Regions from separate parts of the Mus musculus genome. Here region 1 is linked to region 2. Evidence: chromatin loops called from intact Hi-C (ENCODE). Cell type or tissue: left cerebral cortex. All regions are shown on one strand. Links, peaks and the distances in the headings refer to the core of each region. The heading gives the core; the rest is flanking DNA. Region 1 has its middle 12 kb from the start of Gm38657. Region 2 has its middle 9.8 kb from the start of Arx.

The links. Hi-C counts contacts between places; a loop is a spot of excess contacts. Peaks named below come from ENCODE experiments on the same cell type or tissue, not always from the same donor. Only the 100,000 strongest peaks of a DNase experiment are listed, where the experiment ranks them.
Region 1: a loop joins it to region 2, with 5 times the contacts of the local background. A loop is called at or near these places in 12 of 42 quality-filtered maps.

What each region holds. Positions count from the first base shown.
Region 1 is chrX:93,064,446-93,076,272 of GRCm38, reverse strand. No RefSeq gene overlaps it. Among named protein-coding and RNA genes, the nearest start is that of Gm38657, 12 kb to the right of the region's middle. In left cerebral cortex, for the core only: a CTCF peak has its summit at 6,342 (motif pointing left); DNase peaks (open chromatin) are centred at 6,350 and 7,111; H3K4me3 peaks cover 687 bases; H3K27ac peaks cover 245 bases.
Region 2 is chrX:93,270,744-93,282,570 of GRCm38, reverse strand. No RefSeq gene overlaps it. Among named protein-coding and RNA genes, the nearest start is that of Arx, 9.8 kb to the left of the region's middle. In left cerebral cortex, for the core only: no CTCF peak of the experiment used is centred there; no DNase peak of the experiment used is centred there.

The DNA of each region.
Region 1 (11,827 bases), core at 4,017-9,016, 210 kb after region 2:
GGAATGCCAGGGCCAAAAAATGGGAATGGGTGGGTAGGGGAGTGTGTGGGGGGAGGGTATGGGGGACTTTTGGGATAGCATTGGAAATGTAACTGAGGAAAATACCTAATAAAAAAATATATATTTCTTGGAAGAAGAGGGGGAGAGAGACCTGGATGGGAAATGGGAGGAGGAGAGAAAACTGGAAGCAGCATCAGGTATAGGGGGAGACAGGAGAGAAGCCCAGAAGTCCAGGAGGATGAGTAGAAATATGCAGTAGTGTCAGGTGGGAGACCAGGGGAAACCACTCTAAAGTACCAGACACCAGGGATGTGAAAGGCTCCCAGGTCCCAATTGGGATGACATTAGGCAAAGTATTCAATGGTAGGGAGATGGAAATTAAAGAGAATCACCTCCATTTGAGCTATGGGGCCACCCTCTCAAAATTTTTGATCCATAATTGTTTCTGTCTAAAGGAAATGCAGGTCCATAAAAGAGCAGAGAGCAGAGGAAAGGCCATCCAGAGACTTCCCCAACTTAGGATCCAACCCATGTGCAGACACCAAACCACTATACTATTGCTGATATATGCTTGCAAACAGGAGCCTCTGACAGACTCCGCCATCATCTTACTGAGACAGATGCAGACACTTACAGATAACTATTGCACTGATCCCAGGAACTCCTATGGAAGAGCTAAGGGAAGGATTGAAGGAGCTGAAGAGGATTGCATCCTTATAGGAATAAAATCAGTAGCAACTAACAGGAACTCTCAGAGCTCCCAGGGACCAAACTACCCACAAAAGAGCATACATGGGCTGCTCTGTGGCTCCTGCTACATACACAGCAGCAGACTGCCTTGTCTGGCCTCAGTGGCAGTGGATGCTCTTGGTCTTGTGAAGGTTTGATGACTCAGAGAAAAGGGATGCTTCCGGGGTGAGGTGGCAGTGGGTGGGTTGGTGGAAGCACCCCCTTAGACACAAAAGGTAGAGACAATGGGGTGGGGTTTTCATGGAAAGAGAAACACAAATGGGGACAACATTTGAAATGTGAATAAATAAAATAATAAGATAAATAAATAAATAAAATATTTCTCACTCAAAAAAAAAGACATCCTGAGTTTTGCAGGCAAATGGATGGAACTAGAAAATATCATCATGAGTGAGGTAACTCAGACCCAAAAGGACATGCATGGTATGTACTCACTAATAAGTGGATATTTGCCAAAAAAAGTACAGAATACCCAAGATACAGTCTACAGAACTCAAAAAGTTCAACAAGCTGAAGTGCCCAAGTGAGAACGCCTCAGTCCCACTTGGGAGGGAGAAGAAAGCAATCACAAGTAGGGAGGGAGGGAGGGACCTGGGAGGGAAAGTGAACAGGGTTGAGGGGGGAGAGGAGAGAGGAGAGAGGAACCTGATCTGGTATTGGGTAAGGGAAAAGGACTGGAGCCCTGAGGGCCAGCAGAAAAGAATGGAGACAGACAACCTCAGGAAATAGGAGGTTGGGGGAATCCTCCAAAACCGATTCTTAAGGAACTTCCAAACATGAAAGCTCATATTTAAAGAAATTGACTTGGTTCAGTTCCCAAATCTAGACCATTACTCTGGTTGATCAGTCCTGGGATGTATGCTCAATAAACTATCCTGATCTGATGGAGATTGGTGTTTGTGTGGTTTGTATGGTGATTCCTGGGTCCCCAAAATGTATAAAGATTTTCTTTCTCCTGTTGAGTTCTCTTAATTTTACTTGACAGTTAAAGAACAAAAGTATGTAAAATCTTTTATGTGATTCTTAATGTATTAAAGGAAACATTTCAGGTAATTATATCATGAATAAGGCATAATAAAGGGACTTAAAGGGGGTAAAGTTTCTATATTTTGTTTCAACTGATAAAATTTCAAATGTAATCAACTAATAAGTTATGAATGTAGTATTTAGAGCATGTAGCACCTAGAGAACTGCCAAAAATTTCTTCATTCTATAGCTTCATAGAGTATTATTGTAAGTAAAAGTCATGTGTTGTATGATTCCATATATATAACCTTGTTAGAGATTTTATTATTATTATGCACACACACAGACACACACAATGTGTGTGTGTGTCTGTGTGTGTGTGTGTATGTGTGTGTGTGTGTGTGTGTGTGTGTGTGAGAGAGAGAGAGAGAGAGAGAGAGAGAGAGAGAGAGAGAGAGAGGTGTCTATACCTGTGGAGATGTGGAGAAAGAGGAAAATATTGGAGTTCTGGAGGTGAAGTTACAGGTGGGAAAGTTATAGATGCTGGGGACTGAGCCTGTGTCCTTTGAAAGAGTAGGAAATACTCTCAACCAGCACTCTTATACAACATTCTTAAAATGACACTGAATAATAGCAATGAAAAAAAAGGCCTTGAATTTGAGAGGGACTGGGGGGAGCTTGAAAAGAATTGGAGGGGGGGGAAAGAGAGGTGGGGGATAGTTTCTGTGATATAATTATATTTTAATTAAAAATAAGGTGACACACTGAAGTTAATGGAGAAAAAAGTAGTGATGCCAAGGGTTGGGAGTAGTGAATGGATAGGATTCTAAAAGGGAACACTGTGGAGATCATTCTAGTGATGAACAGATTTGAGTCTTGATTTCAGTATGTTTACATGAATTGATAGATGTAATACCATTGCACAAAGCTCTAGAGCAGTGGTTCTCAACCTTCCTAATGCTATTACCCTTGAATACAGTTCATCATGTTGTGGTGGCCCCAACCATAAAATTATTTCTGTTTCTACTTCACAACTGTAATTTTGCTACTGTTATGAATCATAATGTAAATATCTGTGCTTTCCAATAGTCATAGGCAACTCCTGTGAAAGGGTCATTGGACTCCCAAAGGGGTCGCAACTACAGGTTGAGAAAAACTGCTATAGATGTGTGTTCAGCCATTTTTTTCTCCCTTTCATATTATTATAGTTATGTAGGAAGTAACCATTTAGAAAAATTGAATGTGCCTGTCTTTGAACCTCTTGGCAACTTCCTAGAAATCTTTTATTATTTTAAAATTAAAGGAACACTAATTCAAAGATTAAAAAAACTTTAATAGTGTTTTACAAAATGGAACATACCACTTTGTTTCACCCCATTGCAGAATTTGAGTGTCACATAGAGATATTGGTTGATGGGAGCAAATTCAAAGAAGATGATTTTTTTTCTTTCTTCAATGTGATTTTGCCATTTGACTCACCATGGTTGAGATGGTAAACCAGTATTTGACAGCACAGAAGGATCTAACTGTCCCCTCCCTAATTTGCTGCAGCTGGACTACTTGTGCTCTGTGATTTTAGTTTTCAGTAAGAATACTAGAAGCAGTCAACCTCTTTGCTGTGCCTGTCTTACCCAGTGTCCTAAGTTTATGAGATTAGTGGCTGTAGTGAGAGGTGTATCAGCAGTTGTAGAATGGAATTCTCCCTGCATGAAGCTGTAACCTTGACTAACAGAACTTGGATTAACTACAAGGTTTTTTTTTTTTTTTCTTTTTTTCTGGTGACTATCATGTTTTCTTGTAATTAATCAAAATTTCCGGAAGCTCTAGCTGTACAACTAACTAGACTAGATCTCTTTGCAGATGTGGAAATTGAAATTGCTCTGGGAATCTTGATTGTGTTAGTGATTTGCATAGTGCTAATGATTTTTATGTTAATGGGACTGGGAGGCCAAAGGACTGTATGTCAGTGGAATTTGTCTCCTGTTTCCAGTTCTGCAAACGTTGATGGTCAACTTCAGCTTCTGTTTGGGGGACTTTTCTTTCATTCTTTAGGTTTGTATTTTGGTTATGGCCAGAATTTAATTTTAGCTATTGTTTATTTGAAGAGTTATTTTGACCTCTTTGCTGCTATTGAGGTATTCCTATTACCCCAAATGACAATTCTTTAACTAAATAGTATTTCAGTATTCTATTATGATAGAACTACATTAAATGCCAAAGTAGAATAACAAAATGGAAGAAGGCTGTCAAATGTATTGTGTAGGGCACACTGGACACTTACTTTGACACAATAGAATTACTAAATATATTTTATGTGACTTGATGTCATCTTAATGCATATAATGGAGGAAATTTGGGGATCATCATCAAACTGACATTTAAAAAGAACATTGTGCTATTTGCTTTCTTTATATCCTCAATGCTCATCTCGAGGAAATTTCTAGGTATTGCTGATGTAAGAATATAAGTGGAATGAGTTTTAGTATATCTCTATGTACCCCCTAGGCTAAGTGACAACAAAGCCACTACTGGTCATCATGATAAAGCAAACACACTGAGAAATGATTTCTACTTTATGCTATCCATGGCATTGGATAATCTCCTACCCTTGAAATATAGTCTAGGCTTGTTCACTTGGTTACAGAACAGGGCAGAAGCAATGAGATCCTAATGTCCAGTGCTAAGCTATAGAAAGATTATGGCTTTCTGTCTCAGGCACACCCTCATGTGCTGTTCATCTTGAGGTATATTCAGCAGCTTAGGTTGCTTTAAGAAAATACTACAGACGAGGCAGGTTAATCCACAGAAATCCATTTTCTCATAATTTTGGAGACTGGAAATTCCAGGTCAAGGAAACAGCCAGTTTGTTTTCTGGTGGTTGTGGGTGACTGCCATCCTGTATGTGCTCATAGGACCATTTTTGGTATGTTCTCTAAGGGGGAAGAAGGAAGGGAGCAGATAGGAAGGGAGAGAGAGAAGAGAAGGGGAAGGAGAGGTAAAGGGGGGAGAGAGAGAGAAGGAGAGAGAAAGAGACAGAGAGAGACAGAGAGGTTGAGAATCAGTATGTTTTCTTATCTGGGTTCCACCATGTAACCCCACTTAGAAGCCTTCACACCAAATACAGTCATACTGGGGGTTAGGGACTTAACATAGGAGGTGTGGACACAAAGATTCAATCCACAGCATATGAGGTAACCATGCAGAGAAGCTCCAGCTAGTGAGCTTAGAAACAGATCTTTTGTGGCTTAACCATCGGCTATGTGAATAATCTTTGAAGTACATTTGCCAGTCATTGGGGCCTTGAAACCTCTGGCCAACCCTTTGATTGCAGCCTTACAAGCGACTGAAACACTGCCACCAGCTTAGCTGCTCCTGGATTGAACCTGGTTGATTATAGAAACCGGAAGGTAATAACTGTTGTTTTCAGCTGCTACACTCAGCAGAATGTATTATCTAACAACAGATAATGCATATACATAGTATCATTTAATATTTGACTCTTCAATTCCTGTTTCACAAGCTTTAGAAGTAGTACATGTTATTAGGAGATTAATTATTAGCAAGGAGAAGAATAGGACATGTGAGAAAGCAGTAACAACTTTCCTTTTGTATACAATCTTTATTTCAGAAATAATTCTTGTGTTCTGTTCCTATCCTGATATGTATAATGCTTTTCTTTGACTCAGGAAATTGGGTGCTCTATGGAAGCTACCTATAAGCCTTACGATTCAGTATATGCATTCTGAATAGACACTATGTAAATATTTGTTTCTACAAGATTTTGCATATGAAAATTCCTTGTTAGTACAGGATTTTGAGGATTCAACTGTCACTGATTGTATGTATATGAATGTGCATTAAAAAAAAAAACAAAAACATCACCCCATGATCTATCGGGATGGGCATTTGATAGTCAGCAAGAGGTAGAGGTTGGCAAAGGAACCATCTACATTTACTGTGCCATCAACCAGCCTCAAATGTATGTCTATCATAAGGATCTTTTGCCTCTAGCCTCTTCAGGCCCAGCTCCATTGGCATTCGGGAGTAGTTACATTCGTAGCCAATTAGCAGGGTGGCACACACTCCGCCAAGAAGCTCTAGTCTCTATAGAGCCGGTATAGAGAGTGAAATTAGCTGAGACAAATACCTGTTAATCCCCGGTTCTTGGCTGGCATGGAATGCCTACTGTGCAGTGCTAATAGTTCTGGGAAATCCCAATTCCCAGTGTCAAGAGTTGAACAGACTAAGTCTGTTAAATGAAGAAATTTACAGCACATTAGCTTTGATCAAGAAATTCTAGGTGCAAGTCTCTTAAACAAATGAAGGCTGCTTGGGAATACAGGTCACTCTTTCTGGGAAGCTGTCCTTTGAGGGAGTGTATCTCCACTTTTTTTCCCATGCCAGAGCAGGGGGCAGAAGAGTGGCAGTTTGAGTGACCGAAGGGGCTGTAGACATAGTCTTATTTAATCATGAGGCGAGAACTATGTGACAATACTAGAGTTTTGTTAAAGGGAGCTTGGACGTGGTTTACTCGAAAAACGCAAAATCTGTAACAAAAACCGCAGGAGCTCCTTACAGCTTCGAGGGACGGTTTGTTTATACTTACATGTGTAAGCCGCGCCCTCTGCTGGCTATATTAAGCCATGTCTCTGTGCTCTTCCTCTCTTTCTGTGAAAATCATGTTGTATTTTCCCATCTGAATTATGTTTTTAGTTGCATTCTATCAGCCCGTTGCTGTCTATGCAAAGAATGAGGCAAGCAGAATTTAAATCGTGGCTTGTGCCATACTGCCTGTCACTCAAAGCTCCACAGAGCGGTCCTGAGAGAAAGGCAAAGAATTTGGCAGTTCCTGGAGACACAACATGAATGTTCAGATTCTGCTCCTTTGGCTGAGTCCAGGTTCCTTTTTCTTTTTCTTTTTTTTTTCTTTTTGGTATATCTTTTAATATTTGTTCCACTGTGGAATGCATAAAAATATCCTTTTAGTACCAAGTGATTCTTTGAACTCAGACAAGCTTTCAATTCTTACTTTCAAAATATAAAAGAGTTTGGCTGTTGCCTTCAAGCTCCAGGGCTCTGGGGGTGGTGGAGAGAGAGAGAGAGAGAGAGAGAGAGAGAGAGAGAGAGAGAGAGAGAGAGAGAGAGAGAGAGAGAGAGAGAGAGAAGAGAGAGAGAGAGAGAGAGAGAGAGAGAGAACGAATCACAGTGAAAGAGGAGGGAGAGTGGGCTGGTGAGGCCCGTGAAGGGGAGGGCAGTTGATTGTATGCTCCAGGGTCACGCTGCCTTGCCTGTAGAAGGAAAGATGATTTACATTTTCATGTGTCTCAGAAAAGAAACCAGAAGTCCCACAATCTGTTAAGAGCCTCTCGGTAGAAGGCACTTCCAATTTCTTTCTTCCAAACAATGAAGAAAGAAGCATCCATTTCAGGCAAGGCAGAGGAACAAAATGTAGCCCTGTGTGCTGGGCTGAGTTAAGCGAGCTGTGAGGAGCGGAGGTGGTAGATGGTGCTGTAGAATTCCATTTCCGGAAAGGAATATTCAAAATGACCAGAGTGAAAATGAAACTATATCATTCTAATCCCTGTAGATACTGACATACAAAGTTTTACCTTCTCCTGCTGCCTCACGGCACAGAGGTCCTTATTGTCTGGTATAGTTGGCAGGAACAAGACGAATGACAAGTAACACAGGTGCTTTTATAAATTGGGATTAAGTCACAATTAGCAGAGTCATACAGCTGGTCTGTTTTGAGAACTCTTTTTCTCCTTCAGTCAGCTTTAGTTGATTAAAGCATTCCCTAATAAGGATGGTCACTGTATGCTCATTCTGTTAATCCCAATTCATAAAAGTCTAATCTACAGCAGAGAAGTTTCTATTGATGTTAGGCTATAGAAAACTCGCTTTCAGGTCGAGGCCATGCCATGCGTGGGGGATGTTAAGCTTTTGCAACAATGGATTCCAGCTACTCATGTTTACCAAGGGCTAGGGATCAGGACCTGTGCTGTTATTCTACAATAAAATATTATGGTGATTGCATGGGGACGCTCCTCAACCAAGTTAAATCTGCAATTTGTATGCCATATAATATTGCTGAAACCTTTTAGCTGCTGTGAGCCCTGAGTAATAAAAACTTAAGTGTTTTTCTTGCCATTTTGATTTTAAAGACTGTATTTTGGAATCCCCCCCCCTCAGATATGTGCAATATATTCAGGTTAGTGATTGTATGGTAATCTAAACCTCATAATCTAAGAATTGTTCCTTTTATACCAAAGTGTTTACCAATAAGTTACTATGGCAACAGTCAAAAGCATGAGTTGTGGAGTCAAACAGTTCTGAATTTGACATTAATAGAAGTGTGGTGATCTTAGTTAAGTTACTTATGTCTCTGGATTTTAGTTACTTTAATTATAAAATGAGTATGATGACAGAATGTATTATAGGGTTGTAAAAATATACTTATGTATAAAAAATTTAGCCCAATTCTTGACCCATGTAATTTCCACAAATGTGTACATCGAATAGACCATTGAATAGACTAGAATCTTGGGATGAAATCAGAAGGCATCACTGGTTTTGTTTTTTTTTTTTTTTGCCTCCCATTGTTTCTTTGAATTTTTAACTGGAAAACATCTTTTTCAAGTATGCAAAAAACTTCAGTTAAGTCCCTCAAATTCTTGGCTTCCCATAGGGGGAAAAAACCAAAACCAAACAAGTTTTAAGGTGACTGTAATTCACAAACCAATTGATAATATTGTTAGGTCATAGATATTTCAAACCTGAGTTAGAGTTAAATTTCTTTCCCCTACTTATAGTTCTTTGCCAGCCCTTTGCTTAGGATTCTGATCCCCTTGGATTTGAAACATAGAAAGAGAGAAAGGGAAAGAGGGTCTGTTTTAGGATGATTTTGTTACTACTGGTCAAACGCTAAACATGATGATCACAGAGCGCTTTTGTGGATTCTGTGCCCCATTCTTTGGTTTGAGCAGCATCTCTATCCCTTTTCCTTCTCTGTCTGGGTGACACACACAGTCTCTCAGTCCTGGAAGGCTCTGCAGGCGGCAGGCTGCCCTTGCGGGCAGTGTCGACATATGGTCGCTGGGATTTACACACATTTGAACTGTCACTGGAGGGGAGTGTATTTACTTCCTAGACACAGCCTTTTAATCTGATGTGTCCAGCTACATTGACTTTCTAAAGTGTGTCAACTCCAGTTCAGTGTGTACCATCTGCCACTGAGCACACATTAAGCTCTTCAAGTGGTGCCTGTGAGGCCATGTCACCTGGGTGAGGAGAGGAGTCAAATCTCCCTATCACCTGTCCCCTTAGAGATCACAAGTGTGAGATTAGGAGCTTAGCCTTCTTTAGAAGGTAAAAAATGTATCTTTTTGCCTATTCTTATATTTTCTAACGCCTACTCTCTCTTTATGTGTGTTCATGCATGTGATATATATTATGTGAGTGCATATACATATTTGCATGTGTTGGGGGGAAGTGCATGCAGAGTTCAGGGGTTGATATTGGGTGTCTGCCTTACATTATTCTCTACTTTATACACTGAGATAAAGTTTCTTACTTAAACCCAGAGCTTGCTGACTGAGGCTAGTCTAGCTAGCCAGCTTGCTATATACTGGGATTACAGTCAGGACAGGCCTCTGTTTGAATGCTGGGAATCTAAACTCCGGGCCTTCCACTTGTACAGCTGAGCCATCTCTGGAGTCCCCTAAACTCTTCTTTTATAAACTTGACACGGTTGAAATATTGAACTGAATTTATTCTCTTACTACAAACTCTTTCTATAGCAGTCTATCTCACATGTTCCTTTGAATTTGAAGACCTGGGTTCTCAGGTTAAACACCTTGGTTAATCATCTTCTAGTAGTTGTGATGTTTGAATTGCTTATGCTGACCATGTAGAATCAGAATCACTTCCATTCTGAGAAACTTAAGTTCTAATTAGTGAATCTAAAAATTTCTCCTAGCACTATTGATTGTAAAGTTTAATGTTAGTCTCAGGGAAAATTATGTCTAGGATATCATTAATATATTCTATTTTCTAGGAGTTTTATAAAACTTGAGGGTCTTAAAAATATAGAAGCATAAGAATGTCTTAAAAGGTGTTCCTTATAGTGTTACTGATAATAATGAAGCATGAAGACAATATCAATGTCTAAATGTAGTACTTCTGAATTGAATAATGAAGTATTAAGCCATTCTTAAAATGATAGTGTAGAAGAATATTTAATGGTTTGAAAAGACTCTCATTGTTTATAACACATTATTACTAAAAATGAAAATATGGGAAATAAGAAATATTTATGTATGACCTTGTTTTGGTAAAAATGCATAGCTATATTTACAAGAGACCATATGTATATTCACCAAAATGTTAGTGGTGCTTTTTTGTGGTAAACTATTCCGTGTGATCACTATATTTCAATAAGAAGTTTAAAATGTAGCCATGTATCTCATATATTAGTAAAGAGATGATAGGTAATTGTTTGTTTTCTTTATTCCTGTGCATGTTACTATATAAAAACACTACTTAGGTCCTTTCATGATGACCTGTACATAGTTTCCAGGCAAAAAGTGCAAAGAGGTAGCATTATAAAGGTGTTGATTTTGCTGGGGTTTCCTCTGGGTATGTACATAGTCTTCAACATCAAGATGTTAGATCTGGTTCTATGTTCCACCACCTTTGTTTTTTGAGACAGGGTCTACCTATGTAATTATGGCTGTCCTAGAACCCACTTTGGAGACCAGGCTGGCCTCCAACTCAGAGATCTATCTGCCTCTACCTCCAGAGTTTTGGTATTAAAGGTATATATCACTGCCTGGTTTAGGATAGAACTGTCTAAATGCTAGTGTGTGATCTTGATTATAGTTGTTTGTTGGGTTTTCCTAGATGTATATAGGAAACAGAAGCTCCTCTCAGCATGTGTGTACTTCATGAGTCAATTCCTGATCCTTGATTTTTTAGCCCAAATGAAGCAGAGCTTGAGAATTTAGTCAATTCTTTTATCATTTGCCCAAGCTTAGTTCTGTAGCTTATGGAAATTTAACCTACCATAATTCTCTGCCAGCTGTCTCCAGCATCTAAGCTCTAGAGTATCTAAGGGAGATGAGAGGTTTGTGGTAAAAAGATGCTAACATGTAACAAGTCTTTCTGTCTATATTAATGTTACATGGATCATTTGAGTTCCAAAGCTCTTTGAGTTCATTCAGGGAAGAGCTCAATACTAGTGACTACAGGGTATCTGGGACTGGGGATTTGTAGACTTACAGAACGTCAGGGATTTTAACTGGGGAACAGCACAACCATGTTTGTTTTTTCTGTTGGTCATTTGGGGTTGAAGACAAAGATGAAGTCATGAAGATCTGCTAGGAGGTTGTGGTAAGTCCACGGCCTGGATTTAAGTGGTGGGAGGGAGTGTATATCGGAGGCAGAGGGATAGAGGGAAGGAATTTGGGGCATAGGATTGATGAGACCTGGCTGTGGCCTGTGGATTCTGAACATAGGTTATGGATATAGGAAGACTTCACGGTGAATTATGTGAAAAGAAACATGTTAACTTGGGTAAATGTAAATTATAGTGTGGGTTTCATTCAATCTTTTGAAAATATGGAGTGACTGCCACTTAGCTGGCATTGGGTAAATATTGGTTGACTCTCTGAATGAATTTTAGCCTAATAAAGGAATGTAGCTGAGCTGTTCATATAAATAAGTTGCACAGCATAATTGTAACTTAGCTATAAAACCAAAAGGGCTATTTTTAAAAAAACCAATCTCCTTTTCATCACAGTGGGTTTATATACTGCCTTAGCTGGTCCACGTAGGAGGGTCCCTTGAAGTTGAGGTAGTGATAACCGTGGGTGGATGACAGGGAAACACAGTAAAACGGGCTTGTTGAAGTGACCACATTCTTGGCTCACATTTAGTCTCATCCTTTTGTAGTCCTATTTTGCTAGCAGGTCTCTGGGAAAATATAATCAACTTTCTGAAACTGGCTTTGTGTGTGTGTGTGTGTGTGTGTGTGTGTGTCTTGGAGGGGCTGTGGAATAGGGAAATAGAAAAATTTGTGGGATGCCATTTCAACCAAGTAAACCAACACTTC
Region 2 (11,827 bases), core at 2,345-7,344:
GCTGCTTTCAGTCTTATTCTCTTCCAGCTATGACATTTTATGCACAAATCCTGGTTTCTCCTCCTGGAAGTCTGGTAATAGAAGGAAATGTGACATAATCCGCTTGCCTAGAACTTGCCCTCACCGTCTCTGCCCCCCAGTTTACTCTTCACTTCCTACCCTTGCCTCACTTCTCCCCAGGCTGCTGAGATCCGTCTGTGGACCGGGTTTGTTGATGTGCTTTCAAAGGAGCCGCCCGGGAGAAGTGCAAACGGGTAACTTGGATTTCCTGGGAAGACTACATCGCGTTTGCTTCCCCCTTGCCTGTGTCCTCTGCCTAAGCTGTGCTTTTCTCTTATTAGGGCTCAGCAGGGAGAGGGTCTTTTCCCCCTTCTGTTTTGGAAGGATCGCATTGGATCTCAGCCGAGCCCTCAAGGTATGGCCATGTGGGTGTGATTACTGTTAGGATAACTCCTATTTGTAAACTTTGCCAGTCTATGTTGCCTGTGTTACCCAGCAGCAGGAGAGGGGGTGGAGGAGTGATAACTTGAGAGAAAACTGACAACCTCACCCCCAATACGGCCCCCTCAACCCAGGCAGGCGGCTACTGAGTCTTTTTCCTCCAGGTTTGCTCTAAATACAGAGCTGGGCAAGGAGATCGCTGCTTCAAGTCTGTGCTCAGAGTGCAGGGCGTGCTTCCCCTCCCACTGTGGAGAAGCAAATGGCTGGGTTCTGGGCTCCTCACCGGAGTCCCTTGGCAGGAGGTTCCCATCTGCTGCTGCTCTCCCACCACCCAGGTTCCCAGATCCCAGAGGGAAACTTCTCAGCCCCTTAATCGCCGCCATCTGCTTTCTTCTCTCCATCACCAACCGGACCTCAGGACCCCGGGTGTGCATCCAGGCTGGAGGGGTCCGCATACAGTTTTTTCTCTGAACGGTGGGGGTGGGGGCAGGAGGGCATTGGGATGGAGCCGCAAAGGACTCAACTCAAGCGTTTTTCCGGAGGCCTGAGGGACCCCCAGCTGTCTGAGTCCCGCCAGTCGTCACCCCTCACCCCACCAGCAAGCAGCACCCTTGTCGGGTTCAGCTTAGAGCCACAGCCAGAGTGCGCCCCCTAGCGGGGGCTCCGAGTGGGCCGAGCCTTCCAGGTTCAGCCTCTAGGAACTGAAGTTGGCAGATCCAAGTGATCCTGCAGGCATGAATGGGAGAAAGAAAACAAAAGCTTTGCAAACATTTCCAAGTGTTCAATAAAAGACCCATCTGTACCTTTCGTCTTCAGTGCACTCGTGGTTAATGTCCCCCCGCCCCGTGAATGCGAGAAGGGAGATAATTGCTGGACGGAATCTTGCTTGCCTACCTCAGGAAACTGTGGACCTAGAAGGAAATAATTGGGGGCGGGGCCCAGGCAAGCTTGCAGAGATGTAACACTAAGCGAAAACCTGAATCTGCCACCTTTAGGGCTTTTCTTGGGGCCTGGTGGTGCATTCTCGTGATTCCTTAGACCTAGAGAAGAGTCATCTGAAGACCCCTAGTCTGTCTGAGACTTCTTTTTAGTAAAACAGATCTCTGGTAGCTCGATGATGGTTTTCCACCATCTGGCTCTAGAATTCTCCTTTCTTTGTCTCTTTCTTTCTTTCTTTTTTTCTTCCTTCCTTCCTTTCTTCCTTCCTTCCTTCCTTTCTTTCTTTCTTTCTCCCCACCTCTTTCTTTCTTTCTTTCTTTCTTTCTTTCTTTCATTCGTTCTTTCTTTCGTTCTCTCTTTCATTTTGCCTTAATGATCTTCTGTCTTCTGTTTCTGATTCCATCACTTCAGATTCTAGGGTTCTGAATTGATGGTCACCCTATCCTCTGGAGGGACTGACCCTGATTTCACCCTCCCCCTACCCTATCCTATGCTTGCTCAAATATTTGCATTACGAAAGCCTCCATTCCCAGGTTCCACTACTGGTAAATCACCACTCCCTCTTTGTCTGACCAGGAAAGAAAAATGCAAGGTTGTTGTCTAATTCCGTTTGATTTGCTAAACCTCGAAATGACTGTATTTTCCTGAGCCGCTTAGAACCTCTGAAAAAGCTACTGATGAAACTTTTACAAAGGGAAAAAAATGCCCCCTTCGAATTGATCCATAACTTTTATTTCACATTACAAATGTATTAATCCTAACCCATCACTCATAAAAACACAAATCTTACTTCTAAAGATCTATAGTGCCTGTAATCTCATGTCTCCAGACCTGCAAGATTTCAGTCAGGCTAAAGCCAACAAAACATTTACTGGGTAAGGCCTAAAAGGAAGAATCCAAAAATAGGACTGATAACAGCTCTTTAGAGTCTTTTATTTTGCGCTGTGTCTTGCTAATTGGGAAGTTCAACACGAGGCTTTCCCTAGCCATACAAGGCTGGTATTTCGGTGGTGGGGGCAGATAGAAGGGGTCCTGTGGGAAGGGAGGCGTGGGTGTTCCCATGTTTAATTAAGACTTGCATTGTGTAAAAAAGGGGGAGGGAAGATTCCGGGGCTGCACAGCGCTCTGTTCTGTTCATCGCAAAATAACCTGCAAGTATTTGGGAAGGGGGGGGGGGGGCGGCGCGGCGCACCAAAAAACAAAACCAAAAAACCAAAAAACCACACACACACACACATACACACACACACACACACACACACACACACACACACACACACACACACAGAGAGAGAGAGAGAGAGAGAGAGAGAGAGAGAGAGAGAGAGAGAGCCTGAGATAAGGAGCCGGCTCTGGAACATATACCATTAATACCACAGAGCTTGTGGAATTGAGATACCTAATTTCCTGCTGCAAATCATTTACCCGATCAGAAAACACAAGTAGCTGAACAGAAAGAAAAAACAAACAAACAAACAAACAAAAAAACAAACAAAAAAACAGAGGAGGACAAGAACCTGAAAGAAAGGGCCCTGAATAAAAATAACTGAGCGAAAGGCCTTACATTCAGTGCTCTGACAGGCAAACCTGGGGCAGTTCGGCTCCCCCCCATCTCCCCGAGATGGTTCTTCTGCCCCCTGCTTTTCAGCCCACCGGGCATTTTTGAAAGGACACCCAGTGTTTTTAAAGGAAGGGGAGGTTAGGAGAGGGATGGTGGCTGAGAAGGGACACTCATGATCTAAGACTGGTGGGACTGCCCAGGGCTGAGGTCAAGGCAGCATCCACAGCAAGGCAGTAACTGCTGCAACTTCAGTTTCTTGTTCTAGGAGGAGACGCAGGCCCACCCTTGGGTGCCAGGGAGCTAGGGTCACCCAGCTCAATTGGGCTGCTTGAGGCTGCAATGGCTCAGGTTCTATGTGGGTCCAAGAGCAAGGTCTCAGATTCTGGTGGCGCCCTCACTGCCATCTTTTGAGGGTTATATATATATATATATATATATATATATATATATATATATATCTCAGATTTTTTTTTTAAAGATAGTATCCCTAATTCCTGGCTGGCCTGGAATTTGATATGTAGACCAGGCTGGCCTGGAACTCACAGAGATCTGCCTTTCTCTGTCTTTGCTGGGATTAAAGGTGAGCACTACCACAGCTTGCTTGCTTTCTTTCTTTCTTTCTTTCTTTCTTTCTTTCTTTCTTTCTTTCTTCCTTTCTTTAATAGGTAATGGTTTATTTCTCACAATTGCTTGAAATATGGTGTTGACATGCCTCTAAACAACATCGAATTCTTTCCCTCCACTTCAGACTTTGCAGGTTTGAGAACAATTGCTGGCACCTAGGAGCAGTACAGTAAATCTTTCCTGAGCTGGAGAACTGCTGTGTGGCTGTGGGGATGCAGAATATTGATTTGGGCAAATGACATTGCTTTTCATTCTTTCGGGCCGGGCCGGGTACTGGTTCATCTCCCCTCCTCCATCTCTTATTTACTCAGTCCTCATTCTCTCTCCTCAGTCCCTCCTTTACTGGCCATGGGATTATTTGTTTTTATTACTTGCCTAGTTTGAAGAAGACTGCAAAGAAATTTTAAAGCCAATGTGTTTTGCTCCAAGAATTCCAGAAGGGCTGGAAAGAAAGGGTATTGAAACTCACAGTTCAAGTCAAATTTAGACCTAGGAGTGATTTTTACTTATTTCTTTTCATGGATAATAGAGAGTTGGTATTATCCGTCATGATACGTTCTCTCTAATAAATAGCTCCAAGACTATAATCTAACAGGTGTAAAATTTCCCTTTTCTGAGAAACGAGAAGACCATCAACAGTATCTTTTAACTAGTACGAACAGAAAATGCAATCATTTACAGGCCTCCGTCCTGGAGAGCCATTCAAGCTTGATTTCTCTCTCCTTCTCTCCTTTTCCTTTTGCTCTTCTTTTGCTCCTCCTCCCTTCCTTTCCCCCCTCTCTCCCAGGCTTTTTGAATAGGGGGTATGCAGGACATACGGAGAGTTGGATATCAGATTTAAGGGCTTAAAGGGTTAAATACCTCACTATCCCAGCAAAAAATATACAGAAAGGGTTTTTCCCCCTCTGCCAAATACAAGGGGACTGAGAAAGCGCTCACTCTTCCCCTCATTTCAGTCTTTCTCCTCCAGCTCTGTAGTCTATTGAGGTATTGCATATTGAAGGACTGGGGGAGAAAGAAGAGAGCCCAGCTGCTGGAAGACTCTTTTGTCAGGGAGGGCCTGTTTCTATCGAAGTCTGGTCCCAGACAGGCCTGCTGTGTTTATGGCTTTATGTGCAATTCATTTGTCCCTAGGGATCTCTTCAACAATAGTCTCCCCACCTTCTAAGCACCTATTAGTCCATATAGGCTTCCACTGCATAGAATGGAAAATAATGATCTCTCTCAGAAATGCCTCTATCCAACATAGGATGGGCAACTGGCCCAGAAATGCTGTTATCATGGACCAACCTGTACCTGCTTCTCCTCTGCCTTTTTAATTCTTCAGCTTTTGGATTGAAGCACTCTGATGTTATTTATATAAAAGAAATGGCATTAGAGTGAGCCACTCTAAAGGGAGATTGAACTATAACTTTGGAAATTGTGACATTCCAGTGAAAGCTATATTAAATTTCTTAAAAACATTTTGAAGGCATCATTGGTATTGTCTGTAGTGGTAACTGAAACAAAGCATTTCACAGAAACGATGAGTTTAATACTAAATATGAACTTATCTAAGTCCTTGTGTTATTAAATAGAAGAGAGGAGAAGGGAGCTGGTGAAATGGTAAAGAGGGGCCTGGAATGAAGACATCCCTCAAAGTGCTTTGTACTGGAAACTCGTACTCTTCCCAGGGTGTGTGCTAGGTGCTTCTGTATGCAGAGCAGTCAGTGCCCCCGACTGCTACCATCCCTCACATACACATGAGGGAAACAGAAAACACGACCAACCCCTGGTCTTCTAAACTAGAAGTTTTGTGTCACCAGAATTCAGGGCTAACCCTGTCACCATCGATACAGTAGAAGTAACTTACCCAAAGTGGCAGAACTGGAGTCAGGATGTGAGAGAAGCAGGCAATCTGGTCCCAAGTCAGGTCAAAGGAATCCTCCTGCCTTCTAGGTACTAGGTACTAGTGCCTTCTAGGTACTAGGTTCTAGGTACTAGGTACTAGGTACATAGGTATGTGCCACCATGCCTGCCCGCCTGCTTTCCTTCCACCCTTCCATCGTCTGTTTCTTCCTATCTTTTCTAAACCCTTCCCTTTGAGGAGCTCAAGATCAGGATGGCCTTGGCCTTGCTATGTAGCCAAGGATGACTTTGAACTTGTGATCCTCCCAAGTGCTGGGATCACAGTCATGTACTGCTTAGAGTCTCATGATTGTAGTTCAGTGACTTGTTACTATGTGTGAGACCCTGGGATCAATCTACAAATGTATAAAAATCAAATATAATTTTTGTTTGATTTTGTAGCCTAGGGTGGCCTCAAATTTCCTATGTGGTTGAGGCTGGCCTTGAATTCCCAATTTTTTTTCCCTCTACCTCTGAAGAAAAGCTGTATTACAGAAGTAAGGAGAAAAAAACTGATGTAAGAAAAAAGACATACACCACATTGAACACACGGAATGCTACTGACTATCAGAATATGCAGGAAAATGAGGTCACCTATATTACAAACACAATTTATAATGAAAGACAATTAAACATTGCACAAAGGAAATAATTAGATGGAACATGGGGCCATGAGGCAGGGGATGTTTTAACTGTCTAGAGTATTTGGTGTATTGTTCAATAATGATGCTCATATCATCCTCAAAACTGGCAGTACCCTGCAGCCTGCACTGTTTCCAAACAGCGTGGTGTGGTGGGGGCCCTTCTGGACAAAATGGTAAGAACTAATTGTATTCTGCGTATCTAGTTTGTAAACAGGTTGTTGGAGCTGGGCATTAGCCGAGAGAGGACTTGCTCTTTCTCCTAACACAGCTCATTATAAAGATGCAGCTTGACATCAATAAAAATAATCATTATTTGATGTATTTCTTATAATTATAGGTCATCTCTCTGAGAGGCTTTGCAGTGAGTGGAGTTGTGATTTGGCCTCTGTCACACTGATGTGGGAGGCATCCAGGCCCCAGTGTCTTGCAAAGTCCTGGCGGGCATCCTGAATGGCAGAAGCTTATGTACAACTTCAGGAAAGAAAACATTTTGGAAATGGTGAGACAACTGTGAGGGAGTTGCAACTGTAAACAGCAAATGTGCTAAAGAGCACAGACTTATGCAGAGCTAAAAGAGGGCAGGTGGAGTGTGTTCTCAGTTTTTTAAATGTGAAGAAAACATTGGGCTGCCTCCATTGCAGCCCGGCAGAACAAGAGTGTGTGGTAGTGATTGTTGTTGTTTTATTTAACGATAGCACCTGGGGGCTGTGTGAGGCTCAGGACTCAGAAAGGCTTCTGAGGGGGAAAAAGGTGAACAGCTGTGGCTTCTCAAACACAAACCTTTAATCCTTGTTTAATCGTCTCTCAGTATCAGACATTTGTGCTGTTTTAATTGTTTTTGCTATTGCAGTTCTATTACAAAGAAAAGTTGGGTGCACCCAACTTATTCTTTTGCATTGTTTCCTTTTAAGTAATTTCCTGGGAGGAGGATCACTGATTAAAGAGTGAGCTAAAATGCTAAAATATATCTCTTGAAAAATTGCCAGGAAGGTCTCCAACTTGTTGAACCAACTTCCCCCTCTATTAGCAGTCCGTGGCAATGCCAGTCCTGCTATAGCCTTTCTAGCATTACAGCCGGTCCTTCTCCCTCAAGATTGCATTATTTAAATTGTTAGCTTGTTGACTTTAATTCTTCCCCACCCCCCAGAGGATCAAACCCCGGGCTTGCTCTACTACTGAACTAAAGCCCCAGCTTGACTCTAATTTAATTCCACCAAGTGGATTTACTCCGCCCCCCCCCCCCCCCACGTATATAATGTCTCTTGCTCACTGGGAATGGCGAATGGCTTAGATTGCTAGGAAGAAGGCAAGGAGACTGGGTGGGGGGGAGGTAATCCTGAGGCATTACACACCCACCATGCTGGATGAAGTCATCAAAGACCCCTGTGCTGGACTTGCAGTGTGCCATGCCTCGGGATCTGAAATTCATGAGGCCTGGCTTGGAGCCAGCTTTTAAAATTAAAAAAAAATTTTTTTTTTTGAGAAGGGTGTTATGTACCTGGACTGGCCACATACCTACTATGTAGCTGAGGCTAGTCCTGAAATCTTTATTTTTCTAGCCTGCACCTTCCAAATCCATTCTAGAGGCCATTCTTTCTCTTTCCTGGCTCTGTATCCTTGGGCATTTTAACTTCAGAAGACTCAGTTTTCTCGACTGAAAATCAGAATGATAAAAGTACCTGCAGCATATTGACACATTATAGGTGCTAAATACAAGCTAGCTTATGAGCATAGACTCATAGACATAGGCTCATAGACAACATGTTTTCATAGTGGGTTCTATCCCCACCCCATCCACACCCCCTGCACACAAAAAAAGAAAGAAACCAAAGAGAAGTGTTAGCTTGTGTTGCGTTATATGTATTAATATTATATTGTCATTATCCCATTATTTTGAAATGGTCTTGTAACTATTTTGTGAACTGCTGACTCATGACTGGAATTGCCCTATTGCATGCACATTTGTTAATTTTACATTTTCATACATGTGATTTTTGTCTGTTACCCACATACCCTCGGTCCTTTCTCACTCCCCACCTGCTGATAGTTTTCTTTGTTCTTCCAATTTCATTGCTACTTTTCTACGCCATTAGTATCTTAAACTTTATAGATCTTTTAAAACATTTATTTTTGTCTACATTGCATGTGTGGTGTGTGGTGGGGACACAGTCAAACCTCACAGCAGTTTTCAGAACCCAGGCTCAGACAACAAAATGCCCAGGCTCCTAGGCACAATGGTCCCTCATTGACCTGCCTTTGCCTGAAGAGATAATTAATCAGAAAACTCCTTTCCAGCCAATTTTATATAAAAAAGTAAAAAAGGAGATTATCTACATGATTAAAGTCTCATGATATTAAAAAATAGAAAATGTTATAAAAATAAATTTTTACATGTTATTAAAATACTATAAAGATAGAAGACATGGTATTAAAATATTAAAGATATGAGATAAAAACATTTTTTCACCTGTCTACCTTTATTTTTTTCTCCAATTTTTTATTAGGTATTTACTTCACTTACATTTCAAATGCTTTCCTGAAAGTCCCCTATACCCTCCCTACCCAACCATTCCCACTACTTGGCCCTAGTGTACCCCTGTACTGAGGCATATAAAGTTTGCAAGACCAAGGGCCTCTCTTCCCAGTGATGGCCGACTAGGCCATTTTCTGCTACATATGCAGTTAGAGACACAAACTCTGGGGGTACTGGTTAGTTCATATTGTTGTTCCACCTATAGTGTTGCAGACCCCTCCAGCTCCTTAGGTACTTTCTCTAGCTTCGAGATAAAATCATTTTAATGAATATTTATACATACAGAGATAAAAATAATTTATTTGACAATTTTATATAAACACACACATATATAAGATGTTTTGGTCAAATCCACCCCCAGTCCTGACCTCCAAATCTTCCATATCACCCCTTTCACTTTCAACTTCATGTGTTTCTTTTACTTTTTATTAGTCTTTTATTTTAAAGACTTTTTATTGTTATTTATGTTTGTGCATGTCTATATGAGTGAATACTACATGTGCTGATGCCTACAGAAGCCGGAAGAGGGTGTTCCCTAGATCTGTAGTCAAGGGCAGTTGTGAACCATCTGAAATGGGTACAGGAAACTGAACTTTTTTCGTCTCAAAAAGCAAGAGACACCCTTTTTTATTGAATATTTTATTTATTTACATTTCAAATGTTATCCTCTTTCCCAGTTACCCCTCTGGAACCCCTGTATCCCATTCGCCCTCCCACTGCTTCTATGAGGGTGCTCCCCCATCCACTCCTGCCTCACTGCCCTAGCATTCCTCTTTACTGGGACATCAAGCCTTCACAGGACCAAGGGCCTCCCCTCCCACTGACACCAGATAAGGCCCTTCAGCTTCTTCAGTCCTTTCTCTAACTCCTCCATCTGGGACTCTGTGCTCAGTCTGATGGTTGACTGCAAGCATCTGCATTGGTATTTGTCAGGCTTTGGCAGAGCCACTCAGGAGACAGCCATATTAGGCTCCTGTCAGCAAGCACTTCTTGGCATCCACAGTAGTGTTTGGGTTTGGTGTCTGAAGATGGGATGGATCCCTAGGTGGGGCAGTCTCTGGATGACCTTCCCTTCAGTCTCTGCTTCACTTTTTGTCCCCTATTTCCTTTAGACAGGAGCAATTCTGGGTTAAGACTTTGGAGTTGGGTGGGTGGCCCCATCTCCCAACCTTAACTGGAGGCATCTCTCCAGCTACCAGCAGTGAGTATTTTCAGTCATGAGAGAATTTAATAAGTTACTATCATTTTTATATGTATTACTCAAATTGTTAGGGTGAGCACTTTGACTTTTTTTTTTGTTTGTTTGTTTGTTTTTCGAGATAGGGTTTCTCTGTATAGTCCCGGCTGTCCTGGAACTCACTTTGTAGACCAGGCTGGCCTCGAACTCAGAAATCTGCCTGCCTCTGCCTCCCGAGTGCTGGGATTAAAGGTGTGCGCCACCACACCCAGCAAACTTTTTTTTTTTTTTTGGCCTGTCATATTTCTTTATCTCTGAGTGTCTGATTTTCATTGTTTTTCAATGTTGTCTGAACTAGTGCACCCATAGTTACTAGGGCTTTGTGCCGGTTAATTTTTTGTCTATTTGACACAAACTAGAGTCGCTGATGAGTGAACCTCAGTTGAGCAACCATCTGATTGGCTTATGGTTCTGTCTGTGGGGCACTTTCTTAATTGCTAAATGATACAGGAGAGCCTGGCCCACTGTGGGTGTCATCCCTATGCATGTGGATTTGGGCTGGGTAAGAAAAGTAGCTGAATAAATGAGAGAAAGCAAGCCAGTAAGCATCGCTCCTCCTTGGTCTCTGTTTCAGTTCCTGCCTCCAGGTTCCTGCCTTAAGATCTTGCCCTGACCTCCCTCAGTGAAGAACTATTATCGGTAATGTAAGATGAAATAAGTCCCCCTCCCCAAATTGGCTTAGTGAATGCTTTATCAGAGAAACAGAAGGCAAGTAAAACGGGCTGTATGGAGAGCTGGTGTGAGAATTATTACATTAGCATACGTTCCCTCTGCTTTCCTTTAATGTCTAAGTGTTTTTTTTTATCATGAATTTTGTGTAATGATGACACTCTTACTTTTACAGGATTTCTCTTAAAGGGAGGTGAGACAAAGGCTGCTAATTACTTCCAAATGCCTGTTCTTCTGGTGCCTTATTAAAGAGAACTGCAAATTTTGTGTCAATCACCAATCTCCTAGAAAAAGAAAGAATGTTTCTTTCTAGCCCTGTAACTGCTTTGGTTAGGATGGACTGGCAAAGGGGCTTTGAGATGACCTGGGAGAATCTGTTTTGTGATTTTAGGCATTCCACTGGGGAGATGAGAGTTTGTGAGAAAAATGAAGAGACAGGTTCCAGAATCCTAGCCTCTTAGTTCATTACAACCGAATGAGATCCTTAGTGAGACCCGCAGAAGAAACTACCCAGCTGAATGCACACAACCTGTAGATCTGGAGGAGAGACGATGATTGTTATTGCTTACTGGCTGATTTTTGATTGTTGTAATTTTAGGATGTTTTGTAAAGACAGACCTAGTCAAAAAATTTCCCTATGTCCTTGAGCAATTCAACTCTTACATGAGCACACAGTAGCACATCTGACAGACCACATCTCTCCTCTTCCCTTTCTGAAGAGTGGTCACCTTGACTAAACTCCGCATAAGGACACATTTGTGTATGATGTTCTTAGGTGATCACCTTAAAAGAGAAGGGCAGGTCCTCTTGTCTTGGTTTCACAGATTTGATGTCTGGATCAGATAAAATAGAGCTCTAGCATCCATATTGAACCATGAAACCAAGAAACAGATCCTTGATGTGATAGAACCAGAGGGTCTTAGAGTTCCTGGTAGCCTCACAGAGCTATTAAACTCCAGTCCTAAACTGCCAGTTCCTACACATATTTAACAGGGAAGGGAAATGTGCATCTTTTCTGACTTAAGCTAGTTTTATTTTCTAGTCTATGAAGCTGAACCTAATCCTTCTTTTTTAAAAGATTTATTTTATTTGCATGAGTACATTGTACCTGTCTTCAGACACACCAGAAGAGGGCATCGGATTCCATTACAGATGGTACAGATGGCTTCGAACCACCCTGTGCTTGCTGGGAATTGAGCTCAGGACCTCTGGAAGAGCAGGTCAGTGCTCCTAACCACTAAGCCATCTCTCAGCCCCTGAATGTAATCTTTAGTGACAGGTCATGTTCAAGT